Linked DNA regions of Homo sapiens: region 2 is linked to region 1. The links are chromatin loops, found by intact Hi-C in ENCODE. Cell type or tissue: ascending aorta. All regions are shown on one strand. Each heading gives the region's core, and the rest is flanking DNA. Links, peaks and the distances in the headings are about the cores only. Region 1 overlaps RTTN (rotatin). Region 2 overlaps RTTN (rotatin).

What was found. Hi-C counts contacts between places; a loop is a spot of excess contacts. Peaks named below come from ENCODE experiments on the same cell type or tissue, not always from the same donor. Only the 100,000 strongest peaks of a DNase experiment are listed, where the experiment ranks them.
Region 2: a loop joins it to region 1, with 3 times the contacts of the local background. A loop is called at or near these places in 2 of 110 quality-filtered maps.

The regions. Positions count from the first base shown.
Region 1 is chr18:70,041,082-70,049,841 of GRCh38, forward strand. It overlaps RTTN (rotatin), which reads right to left. Exons shown (of 49, transcript NM_173630.4): 40 at 6,890-7,107. Among named protein-coding and RNA genes, the nearest start is that of CD226, 98 kb to the left of the region's middle. RefSeq lists an enhancer at 6,473-7,672. In ascending aorta, for the core only: no CTCF peak of the experiment used is centred there; a DNase peak (open chromatin) is centred at 7,230.
Region 2 is chr18:70,125,937-70,134,264 of GRCh38, forward strand. RTTN (rotatin) reads right to left here. Exons shown (of 49, transcript NM_173630.4): 24 at 2,422-2,610; 25 at 1,566-1,805. Among named protein-coding and RNA genes, the nearest start is that of RTTN, 76 kb to the right of the region's middle. In ascending aorta, for the core only: no CTCF peak of the experiment used is centred there; a DNase peak (open chromatin) is centred at 7,245; H3K27ac peaks cover 1,064 bases.

The DNA of each region.
Region 1 (8,760 bases), core at 6,167-8,666:
CTGTAATCCCAGCTTCTTGGGAGGCTTGAGGCAGGAGAATCACTTGAACTTGGGAGGCAGAGGTTGCAGTGAGCTGAGATCGGGCCACGCTGCACTCCAGCCTGGGTGACAGAGTGAGACTCTGTCTCAAAAATAAATAAATAAATAAAAATAAAAAATAAAATAAAAATAAAAAATTGCTCACTAGCAATTGGGAGCAGGGTTGGGTCGGAGTTAAGACTCCTAAGGAAATAGTTGTGTGCACAGATATGTCTTTTATTCCCTCCTGAAATCCCATTAAAATGACAAAAATGGGATTGCACACACACACACACACACACAAGCCTGAAAACGAGAAAGCAGATGGATGAGAGGCAAGTGTATTAGGCTTGGGAAACTTGAATTCTAAGTGGTGAGTGGGGAAAGCTGAAAACTACCCCAATCTATCCACTGAAGTGCCCAAGGCTGAAGAAATTTAGCACCAGGCATCCCTGGACGTGAGGATGAAGGATTGCTTCAAGTCTCTAAAATGCAGTTACATGCCCAGATCCTGCCCGCCAGCCACCAGTTTCTATGTAACTAAGCCACTCTTCCTCCCAGCCCTTGCAAAATCCCGGATGCTTAGTCTCTGGAGAGGATAAATTAGGATTCTGAACTGGCAGAGACAGGAAAATTTGTGGGCAAGGGTATTCTACTAAAACCTTTGAAGGATTAAGTGAAATTGTGCAAACTAAATTCTGAGACCTCAGCTGTCGTCTCCTACTTGGCTACATAACATTTGGCAGTTGGGTTTTCACCTCCAGGAAAGAGATCAGAAGACCATTCTCCAGGGAATCTGATAAGCCCCAGAAGACAAGCCTACAAAATAACCCCCATTGGTCCCCTTGGACAGCAATTGACAAGTTGCACTCATATGCTCAGGGATGTCAATCTGCTTTGAGTTTCCCAGTCTTAAATACAGCACATAATCAAGATTACCAGACACCAAGAAAAGCTGCCAAATAGAAAAGAGAGACTAAAATAAATAGAGGAAAAGACAGCAAAGAGAGATTACATAGCGAAAAAAAAAAACTTCACAGGAGTTCCAAATGTACAGAGCATACAAAGTACAGGGAATGTCTCTGAAGTAATTTAGAAAGCATGAGTTTATAGATGGAAAGAATCCCCAAGAGAGCCCAGTACAATGGCTAAAACAGATCCACACCTGGATGCTTCATCTAAACATTTTAGAATACGAGAAAAAATAAAGATTCTAAAAACTTCCAGGAAGAGAAAAACCAGGAATTCTAAGGGCTTTGGAATTTTCTTTTTTTTTTTTTTTTTTTTTTTTTTTGAGACGGAGTCTCGCTCTGTCGCCCAGGATAGAGTGCAGTGGCGTGATCTCTGCTCACTGCAAGCTCCCCGTCCCGGGTTCACACCATTCTCCTGCCTCAGCCTCCCGAGTAGCTGGGACTACAGGTGCCCGCCGCCATGTCTGGCTAATTTTTTTGTGTTTTTAGTAGAGATGGGGTTTCACTGTGTTAGCCAGGATGGTGTCGATCTCCTGACCTCGTGATCCGCCCGCCTCAGCCTCCCAACGTGCTGGGATTACAGGCATGAGCACCGCGCCCAGCCAAGGCTTCAGAATTCTCTATAGTAACATTTGGAATTAAAAAGAACAGACTATGGCTTCTAAATTCTGAAGTAAATGATTTCCAATCCAGAATTCTCACTAGCCTAACTATAAATTATATGTAAGGGCGATAAAAGACTTTCAGTCATTTAGATCTCAAAAGACCTCCTCAGTACCTTTTCTCTGAAAGCTAAGGGAGAAGAGACGCTACGCAAAAATGAAGAGCATTAACCAGGAGAGAAGGCCACAGGAGATGGGAGACAGCATGCAGGATGCAGGAGACTGCACATAGCACAGAGGTAAAGGAATTCCTGGAACCAGGTGAATGGATATCCCAGGATGACAGGAAACTGCACCTAGCACAGAGGTAAAGGAATTCCCAGAAACTGGTGAATGGATATCCCAGGATGAAAACAGGCACCAAGTAGGTTAGAAGGAATTGGGAAGAGATTTCTTCCAAAAGATGAAGCGATGAAGTTCTGACAATTCTGAACACACTGAGAGGATGTTTAATTCTGGCAAAGAGCATGGAGCTTGTAAGTGATAACAGGAAAGTCAGCACGTTTTAAAATAATACAATAATTACCTCTAAGGCAAACAAAAGCTGTGCAAGAAAAGAAAGTTAAACACTCTGCAACACGGTTCAACTGTGTATAACACTGTCATAAATTTAATACCATTCACGCTGCCTATTCTCTAATTGGCATTATGGTATATCAATATTAGGAGAATGAGAAGGGAACCCATTTTGGCAGGGTAGGTGGGTGAGGCATGAAAAAAAAGCTAAAGTCTCATTTTCCATAGTAGGAATTCAACAGATAATATTTAAAACTGAATAATCAAGACAAAAAAATATAAGCATGTTATTTAGAGACATGAAAGAGAAGCTATAAAAAGTAGCTAAATGAGGTATAAGTGGTCACCTCTGAGAATATGAGGAATGAAGGCAGAAATCTCCTACTTTTAGTAAAAACTTACAGATACAACTGTTTGGTTCTCTAAAATGTGTACATGGTAAAACTGAAATCAAAGCCCCAAACCAAAACCAAACAGACAAAAAGGAAACAAACAGAATTAATCTATGGTAAATTCATATACTTTCCAACATATACTGAAGGAAAGGCTGGAGTGAAGAACTGACTTTCTATCAGTTTCCATACAGTACTTACTGCAGACTGAAAAGCAGTCTGAGCATCACTGCAAAGAGCAAGTGGACACGACTGGAAGTGTGAGGAGCCTGGAGGCAGCAAGGCTGAGAATAAACTCAAGCAACAGATAACTAGCAAATACACAAAAAGAGAAAAAGAAATCAAGACGATATACAGAGCAAGACATAATGTCTTTTCATCAACCAAAATTCATTTAAATGTCATGCTCTTTCTAGATTAATCCCTTCTGTACATTTAAGTGATGTAGGGTATTCTAGGTCAAGACTTTCTTGCTTTCTTTCCAAAAGGTACTTAATGTAAAAAATAGGCTTTTTAATTACAGTGAACATTCATCAACACAATGGGATCTTAAATATATAAGCCTTCCTTTCAACAGATTTACCCTTGAATTTTACCATTCACTAAATGTGAGCACAAAATACATCTAAAATAAGGCACAAGAGTTCCTCATTTGCATTACTACTTTTAGATATCAGATCAAATATAAGGAGCAAAATTAATTCATTATCTCAACTGATTAATATATCAATTATAGACAAAATCTACTACATATAGAGAGATTTTTATTGATCTTGTTATCTATATGTATTTGCAAATAAAACATATTGAGCACAGTAGGCCCCTTTATCCTTGAGGGATCCATTCCAACACCCCCAGTGGATACCTAAAACCATGAATAGTACCCAACTCCATATATTCTAAGTTTTATTCCTATAAATATGTAACTACAATAAAGTTTAATTATAAATTAGGCAGGTAGGAGACTAACAATAATAATAACAGAATAGTATAATAAAAATTATGTGATTGTGGCCTCTCTGTCTCTCTCTCTAAAATATCTTACTACAATGCACTCATCCTTCTTCGTCTTGTGATTCATCAGTCTGATAACCAAGATTGCTATACTAAGTGATGAATGGGCACGTATCATATGCAGCATGGGTAAGCTAGACATAGCATGATTCACGTCCTGAGGGGAGACAGAGCATATTTCATCATACTACTCAGAATGGCATGCAATTTAAGACGTTAAGTATTGTGTATTTCTGGAATTTTCCATTTAATATTTCTGGACTACAGTCAACCATGAGTAACTGAAGCTATAAAAGGCAAAACTACAGATAAGAGGAGACTACTGTATCTTCATAAACTAGGGAAGGTAAAATCTCTGCTAAGTCAAATGTGTTCAGTATTTTATGGACAAAAGACAGCTGAATATTTCTTAGAAAATGCTCAAAGTCTGAAACCACCTCAAAATGGACTTAGAAAAAAACACTTACACATGACTTAAGATGTAAGTATGAATACTTTCAACATGTATCCCCTATGGGATACTGCTATAAAGCACCATTTAAAAGATAACTCTGACCAGACATTTAACTGAAGTTCCAATACAGTGATTTGTTAGGAGGATGGAGATTTTAGAGGCAGCTGAAACTTAGTAATAATGTAATAAAAGCCTATCATTTTGCACTTGAAGAACTGAATCCCAAGAAGTTAAGTGATTTGCCTAAGGTCCCATATCAAATGTTTTTTGAGTATGATTTTACAGAAAACTTAGACCTTTGAAAGACATCAATTTTAGAATATAATTTCTTCAGATAATTTAAAGACTGTAATTTACTTTGCTTCATACAGCACCTGGCCCAAACCACAGCCTCCATGGACATATAGTAAGCTACATTTATTACTTATCAAAACGTGTTGCTGTTGAATGTATTCTAATAATATTTTAATTCACATATCCTATTTCTATAAGGCAAAGAAAACAGTGTTTGTAATTTAATAGGCCCATTAACTGTCCCAACTTACATTAGGTACACATTTTGTCATGAGTGTGCCAGGAGTATACTTCCTCTCTTCACTTTCTTTGTCTTAAACTTGCCTGTGCCTTTCTAACAGATGTCATGTATCCAAATTCTACTGCTTACACGAACACAAAGAGTATGATTTATTAGGAAACATGGTTTAAATAATTGGTTAATGTATCCATACCCTCACAAAATACGTGATTTGTAATTTAGAGAAATAAAGAGGAAAATTAGCTAGTCATTAGGAAAATCATTGAGATATTCTGTGACTGTAGGCTATCTCATTTTCTTTGTCCAAAAAGGTAACAAAAAAATTATAAACAAAAGCTTTTATAATGAATAATATTACAAAGTATTAGGTAAAAATAAGGGCAAGGTAAATTTCACAAATTCCTCTAGCACAGATTTTTTTTTTCCTGCGTATACTATTATAAACTGATTCATTACCCTACATGGATCCATATGCATCATGAGTCTCATCAGAGACCCTTCAAACACAGCACCACAAACAACATTAAAGAGTTGGGAAATAAAATAGCCCTGGCTTTGCCTGGCTGGAAGTCTTTAAATTTCCCAGGTCCAGGAGGATTGGTTGCAGGACACCCACAGTCATCCATGCAGAGCCAGGCTCCCACACCTATTGCCATTTTGGCCTCAGCAGGGAGGGCAGGGCCCAGCACACTGCCCTCACTGCACTCAGTCCTCTGAGTGAAGTCACTGAAATTCTCTGACGAGCCAAGTGTGTCAGCAAGAGCAAAAGCCTTTCCCCAAGCAGTACCGTGCTCCAACCAAAGCCAAAGTTGGGAAATTTATAATTAAATTACATAGGGGTTGTGGTTGGGAGACTTTTGAAAAGGTTTGAATTTTCCTCCTTACAACATTCTTTAAAGTGCAAAACTGGAGACTCAGTTAATCATTGGGAAATAAAGTCTGTTGTTCTGATGGGGAATGAGAAAACTGGGACAACGTCCAGTTTTTGTTTTCAACTAAGAAAATTTGAGTGAACTGACAGTGAGGTAGTAGGTACAGGAAAGCTATGGCCTCCCAAGAATAAGAGGCTTTTAGAGAAATGCTTTGAGGAACGCTTCTCCCCTAGAGCTCTATCCAGGCTTCTGAAGGCGCTGCTGGAGATGGATGAGAAAATGGGGGATGCCTTAACAGGCTTCTTATCTATGCTGGAAAGGTAACCAGATTTTGTAGCACAAGGGAGACAAAGTCCCCTGAGGACCCTGTGACACTCTCCACAGGACAGCTCCTGGGTGAACCAGGAAGCATTTTCTTCTTACTGGCAATCCTTTCTGCATCTCAACATCATCAAGCCTTGTGCCCAAAATGCACAAGCAGTCATACCAGAAATATCTGCATGATCATGACTCTCACAGGCAAAGAAGTGGGTAAAAATCTCCAAATTCTAAGCAACAAAGGGACTATAACAAATCAGCACAGGAACAATCTTCTAAGCAACAAAGGAATTATAACAAACCAGCACACAGACAATCTTCTATCTTTGCCAAACGTGGCTGGCTGATTGGGAAGCTGAAGCAAATTCTTCAATCAACAATTCTACTACTTTTCTGCCTTTCAGTGAGAAGACAAAAATCATAAAACCACATGATTAAAAAGAATAATTCTAAATACTGAAAAATCTAAAAATATTCCTATTTGTAAAAAACAATGTACAACTTTAACTTAGTAAACACACAGTTTTTAAAAAATTACTCATCTACTTATAAAATAATACTTTAGTGATTTTAGAATGTTTTCTGATTAACAAAATTCTTGATTCACATTTTAGACTGTAAACATAATTTTATAAGATAAAACAGGCAACAGGGCTTGGAAAGGGGGCATTTTCTTCCAAATGTGCCAGACAAGTCCACTTACCTATACATGTAACCAACCCCAAAAATCTGTGGTCCATTTCTAGAAATCAAATGTCACTTAGAATATATTTTCAGAGACGTAGATATATCTTTAAAATTACAATAAATTTTGAACCATAACTGCATTTCTGAAATATATCCATTTTGGTCATGATATGAAACACTGTTTTGATCAACTGTTAGATTTAGATTAGTAATATTTCACTTCAAATCTTTACATCATATTCACTGAAGAAACTGGTCAACATAAGCGGGTGGGGCTAAGGAGGAGATAGTTAATTTAACTTTATAAACTTTTGTATCATTTAAACAGTCATAATAAGCATTACTATTTCTTAATTTAAATGACTGAGACAGTTTTTAACAAGACCATGACTGAAAGTCAATTTATTTAAACGCTAAATAAAGTTTTTGAAAAACCAAGAAATGACGTACCTGAAGGATTACATCACTAAGTTGTTCTAGAGATTTCTGATTTTCCTGAGAGTCATCAAGAAGTGAAGCCACTGTTGGACTACAGCATAAATGTGTTTTGCTCTTAGCCTGGAGATGCCCTTTTGCTTCTTCGGTCAAGAGAACAGAAAGGAATTGCAAGCTGGCAGTATACAGGGCAGGACACGTGGCAGACAAGCCTGCACATGTGCAGAACATATCTAAAGGAATAATTTCAGATGTGAATGTTTGAAAATTTCTTCAAAATTCAACAAAAAGGAAATCAAGTTGATTTTAAAGTAACTATACTCTGGATCATCTAGATTACCAACTTGTGTGATTGTGTTGCAACTGTTAAAGGAGCTGGTGCCAACCAGAACTTAAAAGCAAGACTTAGTATGCAGTGTTGGCACAATGTACAAACAAATATTTCATAGCAGTTCAGACAGCACATGAGTGGTCATGAACTGATTCACAAACTTAATACAGAGTGGAAAGAACAGACCAAACTGAAAGGAATTTACACTGAAACAGTCATTATTAATTTCCTGTTGTGAGAACTGATTTTGTTTAATCAAAATTACATGTGTTGTTTTACATTTTATAAACTTGAAAAATTGGATTTATAATTTTGTTTGATTTTATATTTTAGATTTATGCTTGTGTGATAATTATAACCATAAAAATTTTTACTTAGATTTTGGCTTGTACAAATTAAAGTTACATAAGAAAAATAAAGTAGTCAGCAGTAGGGTTTCATGAGAATTATGTTCATTTAAATGATGTCCAAATATTAGTCAAGTTCGAGAAAAGACTCTTATAGATAACACAAGTTACGGAGTGACCACGACATGTTTTAAATGTATATGGGCATATGAGATGGCAATTGATTTAAAAAAATAAAAATAAACAAAAATAAAACCATGGCAAAAAAAATGATAATTGTTATTAATGTTTTCATTAACATTACTATTATGAAAACCATTTATGCAGTAAGTTACTTTTGATTAGTACTATTATTACATAAAACTGTACACATATTTTGAAGGAAGGTTTTGAATTTAATATGTATTTATTTTATCACTAAAGAAATAGTGTTAGATAAATAAGTTTAAGTCAGAGGTCAGCAAACTTTTTCTGTAAAGGTCCAAGTAGTAAGTATTTTATACTCTGCAGGTAACTGGCTTTTTCACAACTATTCACCTCAACTTTTGTAGCATGAAAGCAGCCATATGCAATATGTAAGTGAGTGTGGCTATGTTCCAATAAAACTTTATTTACCAAAACAAGCTGCAGGCCAGATTTATCTAATGTGGGTAGCATCATGCTTTCTATTGATATTATTGGTGATTCAGGTGATAAACTAATTTTCCCCCAATAAATACAAGAAGAAAATCCCAATGTCTTAATCAGTCAATCTCTTTCAATTATTATATTTTAAACAAAATAATGATATCCTACGTGGACACTGTACTCCATGGTAGACTCAGAACTCCTACATCCAGAAAATTAACAATTCTGTTCCTTGTTAAACATGCATTTGCCATAATTCTTACTATCGCTTTGGTTAAAAATTGTATCATGCATTTAAGTTTACTGAATGATCAAATGATAAAATAAATGTTAAAAAAAATCGGTCAGTTGAATTAGCAGGTACTTTGGAAGCTTAAAATAACTCAATTTTGAGTACATTTAAGTAGGTTGTTTAAAAAGGTTACATAAATGTCAGTTATGAATATTTATGTTAAAAAACAGCTTTTTTCTATGCTAAAATTTAGGAGGCTTCATGAAAAATTAAAGATTAGTTATTTTAAAATAATCATGTTTATTTTAGTGGGCAACTATCATGAAAAACATAAAAATAATTATACTAT
Region 2 (8,328 bases), core at 5,760-8,259, 84 kb after region 1:
TAATACAGCAGAAATACATGAATATTTATAAATTAGGCAGTAGTGTCTGTGTTGCCATGATCAAACACAGGCCTAAAAACCAAATACAAGATGAATATTATATATGCATGTGTGTATATATTAAACATATACACAGTCTATACTCTCCACTTACACTAGTCCTGAGGAAACTAACCATAAAAAATGTGATGCTCACATACAGTTACTGCTATTGGGCAATTTGAAATACTCTAAAGGCTTCCACTGACCCACAGTTTGAGAGTCTTTCCTGTAATGTGGTATTGCATACTATTTCTATGGTTTTAATTCACAAGAGAAAGAAAACTTAGTGCAATGAATTCAATCAGCTTTTATGTTAAAATTTCTTTTGACAAATAGGGACATATTACATTTATTTAAAGTGAAGGATTTATGCATTCTTCAACTGGCGAGACTGTTTAAATGCGGGAGTGTGCTGATAAATATGTAACTGAGAGTGCTGACTTATTGTGTTTGTCAATTTCCATGGTGTAAATATACTACTGTAGACAATGTGGAGCTACCATGTAACATGAAGTTGTGAAGAGATGCACAGTGGTACTCCATTGTAGTTATTTCCATAAAATACATACCCCTGTAGTGCATATGTATGCATAACCTCAAGAACAAAGATAACAGTAAAATGTTGCCACATAATTAGAAAGTGATGTTTGCATATTCATTACCTTTTGTCTTCATATAATTTATTTAATTGTAAGTTTATATAATTAAGAATGGCTGTGTTTAACAATCACCTTACAAAAATCCTGAAAATTCAACCATCAGCTCTCTCACAAGGCTGCATTAGTGGGCACCAGCACACCACTGGAAAGCCTAATCAGATAAACTAATTTTTAAAGCTAAACTAATAAAGGAATTCATATTTTGGAAACTCATTTAACCTAGCAGCTTAAAAACTGCACATTTTATGTTAAATAATAAAGTTATACATTTTATACTAAAGTCACATGAAGAATAAAATGAAAACCTGCTTGCAGTGGTTGCTTATCAGTCTTGTTGCAAATGCAACCATCTGCTACAAGTTAAGCATGTTAAATTGACAAGCTAGAGCCTTCTCAATTAACTGCTATAAAGGACCGCCACATGGCAATCAACTTCATGAAATTGAGAGTAAAAAGAAAAATGATATAATTTACTTAAGAACAAAACAAAAGCAAAACAAAACAGCCTGTGGCAGGTGTATCACAGCTATTAATCAATTCACTGATGTCTCAACTCATTTATAACATGGATAGAAATAAACATTCAATTTGTTTCATCCATGTCTTATCCTAATTATTTGCTTTTGTGAGGTAAAATTTTCTAAGAATAAATTGTTACAAGTTTATTAATAATCCCTTCAACAATGCAATAACTAAATTAAAAATTTCTCTTTGGCTATTATTACAGATGATAAAAATCCTGGAGTTTTTCTTTCTATGATAGCAGCAGTAAGGGCATAGACTCTTATCTTCAAAGGTTAGGAGATGAACACAATACAATGCAATCCAGGTCTTTGAAACTGGCAGCCTTGACCTTACACTGACCTGTTTAGTGCGGTGTGCCAAGCCAAGGACTTCAAGGTAACCCCACATGGACCAGGGCAACCCTTTAAAGACAATCTGTCATTCAGAAGATAAAAACTCATCCTGGTGACAGCAGCCCTAACTTCCCTGTGGGTTGCAGCCTGAACAATGGAATGGAGGCAGTCCTGCAGCCCACTAGCCATGTGTGTTATCTTCAGAGTGAGGATGTCCTCTGTAGATAACTTCAATGCATCTAAAATTCTAGACAAAAAGAAAAAAAATGAAGGAGGAACATAAAGCTATTTAAATAAAAGCTCACACTTATTTCTATTATAAACTCTCCCAAAAGCTGTTTTATCTTCATTTTCTTTTAACAAAAGGTTGACTTACAGCCAGAAGAAAAACTGATACATATCTGTCAATATTAGGATTTTACATTGGCATCCCAAATGTTTATATTGACTTTTCCTCCTTATAAAAATTTTTATTCACTTAAGACAGACAGATTAGAATATTAAGATATTCAAAAGTAATCACCATCACACTAATGATAACACTCATGCATATACTTACTGAGATTTTGTTCTAATCCAGGACCCTTTTCCTAGTGATTCATATCTACGAACAAATCAGACTTTAACCTCTAAAACAGTACAGAGTAAAATGCTTTTTCATTTAAAGTTTTCCCATATGATAGATTGTTAAAAGTAATAAACACATGTAATATTTAAAAGAAAGTAAAAATTATAACTGTTAAAAAGCAGAATCAGATGATACCAAGGGAAAAAGCTACTGGACCTAAGGAAAAAGTAAAACTTAACTAATTAATTACAATTAATTAATTGCAAATGCTTTTTAAACTAATATAAGAGCTTACTCTTGCGTTTTAGTTTCAGAGTTCATTTGCTTCAACAGATTATCACTCCCATGATACCATGACAGGTTCCAAGCTATTCTCAGCATATCTGACACCGGCTTCAAGGCCAAACAATCAGCAGATAAGGGCAAAACTATGGAGTAAGGACTCACAGCATGGTGTCCAATTACATGAACAGGTAGATGGTACCTAAAGAAAATGTGTACAAATAATTACAAACTTTCAAATTCTTAAATGCTACTCAAAAAGATGAGCCACAAATGAGGGCTAGTTCAATGCCTCCCAACCCACAATAATGCAAAGGTTTCTCTTAGTCCCTATTTTAAACAATTATCATAATTTATACAGTATTTCAATTATTCTTTTCATCTCCTCTAAACTCCCCAGAACACTTAAATCCTTTCTTGAGGACTTACCACATTCTATGCTATATTAGAGTTGTTGTGGAGATAACTAATGCTCCTTGAAGTCAGGGACCATGAATACAGTGAACCAAACATAAAAGGTGTTCAGCTAAAACACTGATATTTACTTTATGCCAAACACTGCTTATTTTGTATCATTCATTCACAGTTACATGGTATGGCACTATGATACCTATTTTACAAATGATCAAAAATGAGGCTTAAAGCTGATAAATGAATTGCCTATGATCATAGAGGTCACTAAATGACTGAATTCCAGCTTATTGTTTTCACTTGAGAACATGGTTTCATCATCAATAAATTCAACAAGAACCAAGAAATATGTTTAGAAATAAAAACAGATTCAATAGCAGTATCTTTTAAACCAAAGTTAATTTTGTTCTACCGTAAAGACACATGCATGTGTATTTTGTCTCAAGTTTTTCCTTTAACATGGTGAAATAATCTAACATGCATGTAAATTTGCATCCTAAAAGGAACAAAAAGAAATTTTAAAACTCCTAAAATGTATATGGAACAAAACATGGTCCTAAATAGCCAAAACAATCCCGAGCAAAAAGAACAAAGAGGGAGGTATCACACTGCCTAACTCTGAATTATGCTACAAAGCTATAGTAACCAAAACAGCATGATACTAGCATAAAAACAGACACACAGACCAATAAAACAGAATAAAGAATGCACAAATAAATACACACATTTGGTCAATTTTCAACAAAAGCACCGAGAACATAATTTGGGGAAAGAACAGTCTCTTCAATGAATGGTACTCAGAAAACTGGATATCCATATGCAGAAAAATGAAACTAGATCTCTATCTCTCGCCACATATGAAAATCAAATCAAAATGAATTAAAGACTTAATGTAAGACCTGCAACTATGAAACTACTAGAAGAAAACATTAGAGAAATGCTTCAGGACATTAGCCTGGGCAAAGATTTATTAAGTAAGACCTCAAAAACACAGGCAAGCAAAGCAAAAATAAGTAAATGGGATCATATCAAGCTAAAAAGCTTCTGCATAGCAAAGGAAACAGTCAACAAAGTGAAGAGACCACCTATGGAATGAGAGAAAACACTTGCAAACTATTCAACTGGCAAGAGATTAACCATCAAAATATATAAGGAACTCAAACAACTTAACAGCAAAATAATAATAATAATAATCCAATTAAAAGCTGGGCAAAAGATCTGAATAGAAACTTCTTAAAAGACATACAAATGACCAACAGGTATATGAAAAAATTCTCAACATTACCAATCATCAGAGAAATGCAAATCAAAACCACAATGAGATATCTCACCCCAGTTAAAAAGGCTTTTATCAACAAGACAAAAAAAAATAACAGATGCTGGCAAAGATGTGGAGGAAGGAGAATGCTCACACACTGTTAGTGGGAATGTAAATTAGTAGAGTCATTATTGGAAACAGTATGGAGTTCCTCAAAAAACTAAAAACAGAACCTACATATGATCCAACAATCCCACTGCTGGGTATATATCCAAAAGAAAGGAAATTGGTATGTCAAAGAGATATATGCACTCCCATGTTTATTGTAGCACTATTCACAATAACCAAGATATGGAATCTACCTAAGTGTCCATCAATAGATGAATGGATTTTTTAAAATGTGGTATAAATACACAATGGAGTATCATTCAGATGTAAAAAAGAATGAAATCCTGTCACTTGAAACAACATGGATGGAACTGGAAGTCATTACGTTAACTGAAATAATCCAGGCACAGAAAAACAAACATCACATGTTCTCCTTTATATGTGGGAGCTAAAAAAAAAAAAAAATGATCTCATGGAGATAAAGAGTAGAATGATGATTACCACAGGCTGTAAAGGATGGTGGGGAAGGGGGGAATTAAGAAGGGATGGCTAATGGGTACATAAAAATTTAGATAGAAGGAATAAGATCTAGTGTTCAGTAGCACAATAGGGTAAAAATAGTTAACAGTAATTTGTTGTATATTTCAAAATAACTAGAAGAGCAGATCTGAAATGTTCCTAACACAGAGAATCAATAAATGTTAGAGGTAATGGACATCCTAATTACTCTGATTTGATCATTATACATTGTATGCTTATATCAAAATATCACATGTACTCCATAAATATGTACTATTATATACCCATAAAAATAAAATAAACTCCCCCAAATAAATAAGCAAGCAAGCAAAGTGCTGTGGGATATAGCTGAAGGAACTCCTAAGAGAATGGGGAACACAGTTCCTTCAAAGAAGCAACAATAAAACTGACAGCCAATGTTCCTACAAAAAAATGGACTCCAACTGCCAACCTAGAATTCTATACCTAGTGATAACATTTTTTAAAACAGAAAGAATTTTTAGATTAAAAAAAAAAAAAACCTGACAGAAATCATTGCTAATATAAGTGCACTACATTAAATAATAAAAAACTCTTAAAAAAACAAATTCTCAGATGGAGGCAGAAAAACCAAAAAAGCAATAAAAAGTAACAGAAACGACCACGGTATACAAATCTAAATGACTATTTACTGCATAAAATAATTATAATAACATCTTATAGAATTTAAAATATGTATAGAATTTAAATACCTGACAATAAAAGAAAAAAAAAAGAAGAGCAAATAAATGGAATTAATGTGTTCTAAGGTCCTTGCATTGTCTGGGATGTGGTAAAAATACTAGTTCACAGTCAAGGAAGTAAATTATAATCTCTATATTATAAAAGAATAATCATCTGTATAAAATATATAGAAATAATGTATATAGAAGAATACTTAGCTGGGCACAGTGACTCATGCCTGTAATCCCAACACTTTTGGGAGGCTGAGGTGGGAGAATTGCTTGAAGCCAGGAGTTCAAGACTAGCCTGGGCAACAAAGCAAGATCCCAATCGCTACAAATAAATAAATAAATAAAATACTTAATGTATATGTAACTACAAGTTAACAGCTGGAAAACATGGACTAATTTTAAAAATTAATCAAGAAAAGCCAGAGAGGAAAAAGAAAGAAAAAAACCACATTGGACAAATAGAAAATAGCAAGCTAATAATCTGTATCCAAAAATATTAGTAATTATAGTAAATGTAAAATGCATTAAAATATTCCATTAAAACTGTAAATAATGTCAGATTGGACAAAAAAACTCAACTATATACTTCTTAAAAAAAAAAAGTACATTTAAGGACACAGAACAGCTAAAACTACAAGGATGGAAAAATACATATCATGCTAACCACTAACCAAATAAAAGCTGGGGAAGCTACAGTCATAAGAGATCGAGTGAATTCTATATGATGAAGCACTGCTAGAGATAAAGAAATAATTTCATAATGATAGAGACAACCCACCAGCATGTTTACAAACTAAATTACATGGCCTCAAAATACATTGTCAGCCAGAATGACAATGTCATAGTGGAGATTTTAACATGCCTCTCTGCTACCTGAAAGAACTTCACACACATATAATAAAGTAGACACAGGGAAGATCTGAACACTATCAATAAACCTGATATATTTTGAGACTTATAGAACAGTATATCCAACAACTACTACATATACATTATTATTTTCAAGTACACATGGAACATTTTAAAAAGCTGACCATATGCTGGGCCATAAAGTAAAATTCAACAAACTCTAAAGAATTAAAATCATAGAAAATATTTTCTAATGTCAATATTTAGCTAAATATTAATAATAAAATAACTAGAAAACCTAATAAACTAAATCTTCACTAGTTACCCCCAATAACTCTAAACAACCCTTGCATCAATAAAAAAAAATCACAAAACACTTAGAAAATATTTTGAACTAAATAATAAAATATGGCATATCAAATTCGTGGAATATACCAAAAGCCATACTTAGAAACATTGATAGCTTTAAATGAAAGGGCGGCTAATAATCAATGGCCAATCCTCCAGTAAGTTAGAAAATGAACAGAAAATTAAGTTTGAAAAACACAGAAGGAAGAAAATAATAAAAAGCAAAGAGTAATACATCAGGACCACTTTGAGATACACTATACATCCATCAGATGGGCAACAATTTTTTAAATGCCAACATTACTGTGAGTAAAAGAGTAATAAAACCCTTTCTCCTCTTTACGGACAAACATGATATTGAGGTAACTCTCTGTCCCTTTACCCAGTAAAATCAGATAGATATGGAATGTCAAGAATTTACTAAGCTGCTTTGCTTATGATGAAAATGACTCCCCACATCTGGACTGAGACATCTAGGAATAAACTATAAATGCATGATGGGATGTCACAGCTCTGAGCAATCTTGAGTGCTGTGGCTCTTATAAGCAACCTGGAAACTATGCCTACAGCACACTTACTAGAGAACATATTTTCTATTTGGGACATGAGGCTTCCAAGCCAAGACAGCTCCCAGCACCCACAAATGTGATCTCATTCTAAGCATGACTACTGCAGTCGTGTGAGTTTCATTATTTAGCCAAACTAAACACCATTAAGACTGGTAATGCAAATACCAAAGGCTAGTGAGGATGTGGGGCAGCTAGTACTTTTCCACTGATGGTAGGAATGTAAATCAGCACAACAACTTCGTAATACTGTCTGGTAACATCTACTAAAGCTAAACATAAATATCCTATATTCCAACAATGACACGTGTTCAAGAATGTTCTTAGCAGTCATTTCTTCATAATAGCCCAAAACAGAAAACAAATTAAACATCCACAAATAGAATGGTAAATAAAAGTGTTGTATATTCTTAGACAGAATACTACATAGAATAAAAATGAACCAACTATTGATTGCTTCATGCAGCAACATGGACAAATCTCTCCAAGTTGAGCAAAAAGCAATATAATAATGCACTCTATTTATAAAGTTCAAAAACTAGCAAAAATAATGTACAGCAATAGAAATTAAAATAGGATTACATTTTGGGGTGGTAGAAGGTAATGAGAAAGCACAAAAAGGGTTTCCGGTCTGTCAGTAATATTCTATGTCAATCTGTGTGAGATAAATAAGTACGTTTACTCAGAAAAATTCAAGGGCTGTACCCTTATGACTTGTATGCTTTATGTACGATATATGTCAATAAAAACAATTTACTTTTTACAAAAGTCTAAAGAGACATGAAAACCAAATACAATGCAGAACCTTAACTGGTTATTGCATTCTGAAAAAATATACACAAAAGATACTTGGAGATAACTGGAGAAACCACACCATGTTATAGAATTATTTTTAATCTTGTTAGATGGGATCATATTGTAGCAGTTATGTAGAATAATGTCCTTAACTTAAGGATGTGCATGCTGGAATATATAGGAAAGGAGTGAATTTATGTCTGAAACTTATTTCCAATTGGTGGGTGAGGGAGAATTAAATATAAATAAAAATATATATTAGGAGAGAGAAAGCAAAGAGACTCATATGTAAATAATTGATGACTCTAGGCTGAACGACATACAAGTATGCACCGTATAGCTTTCAACTTTCC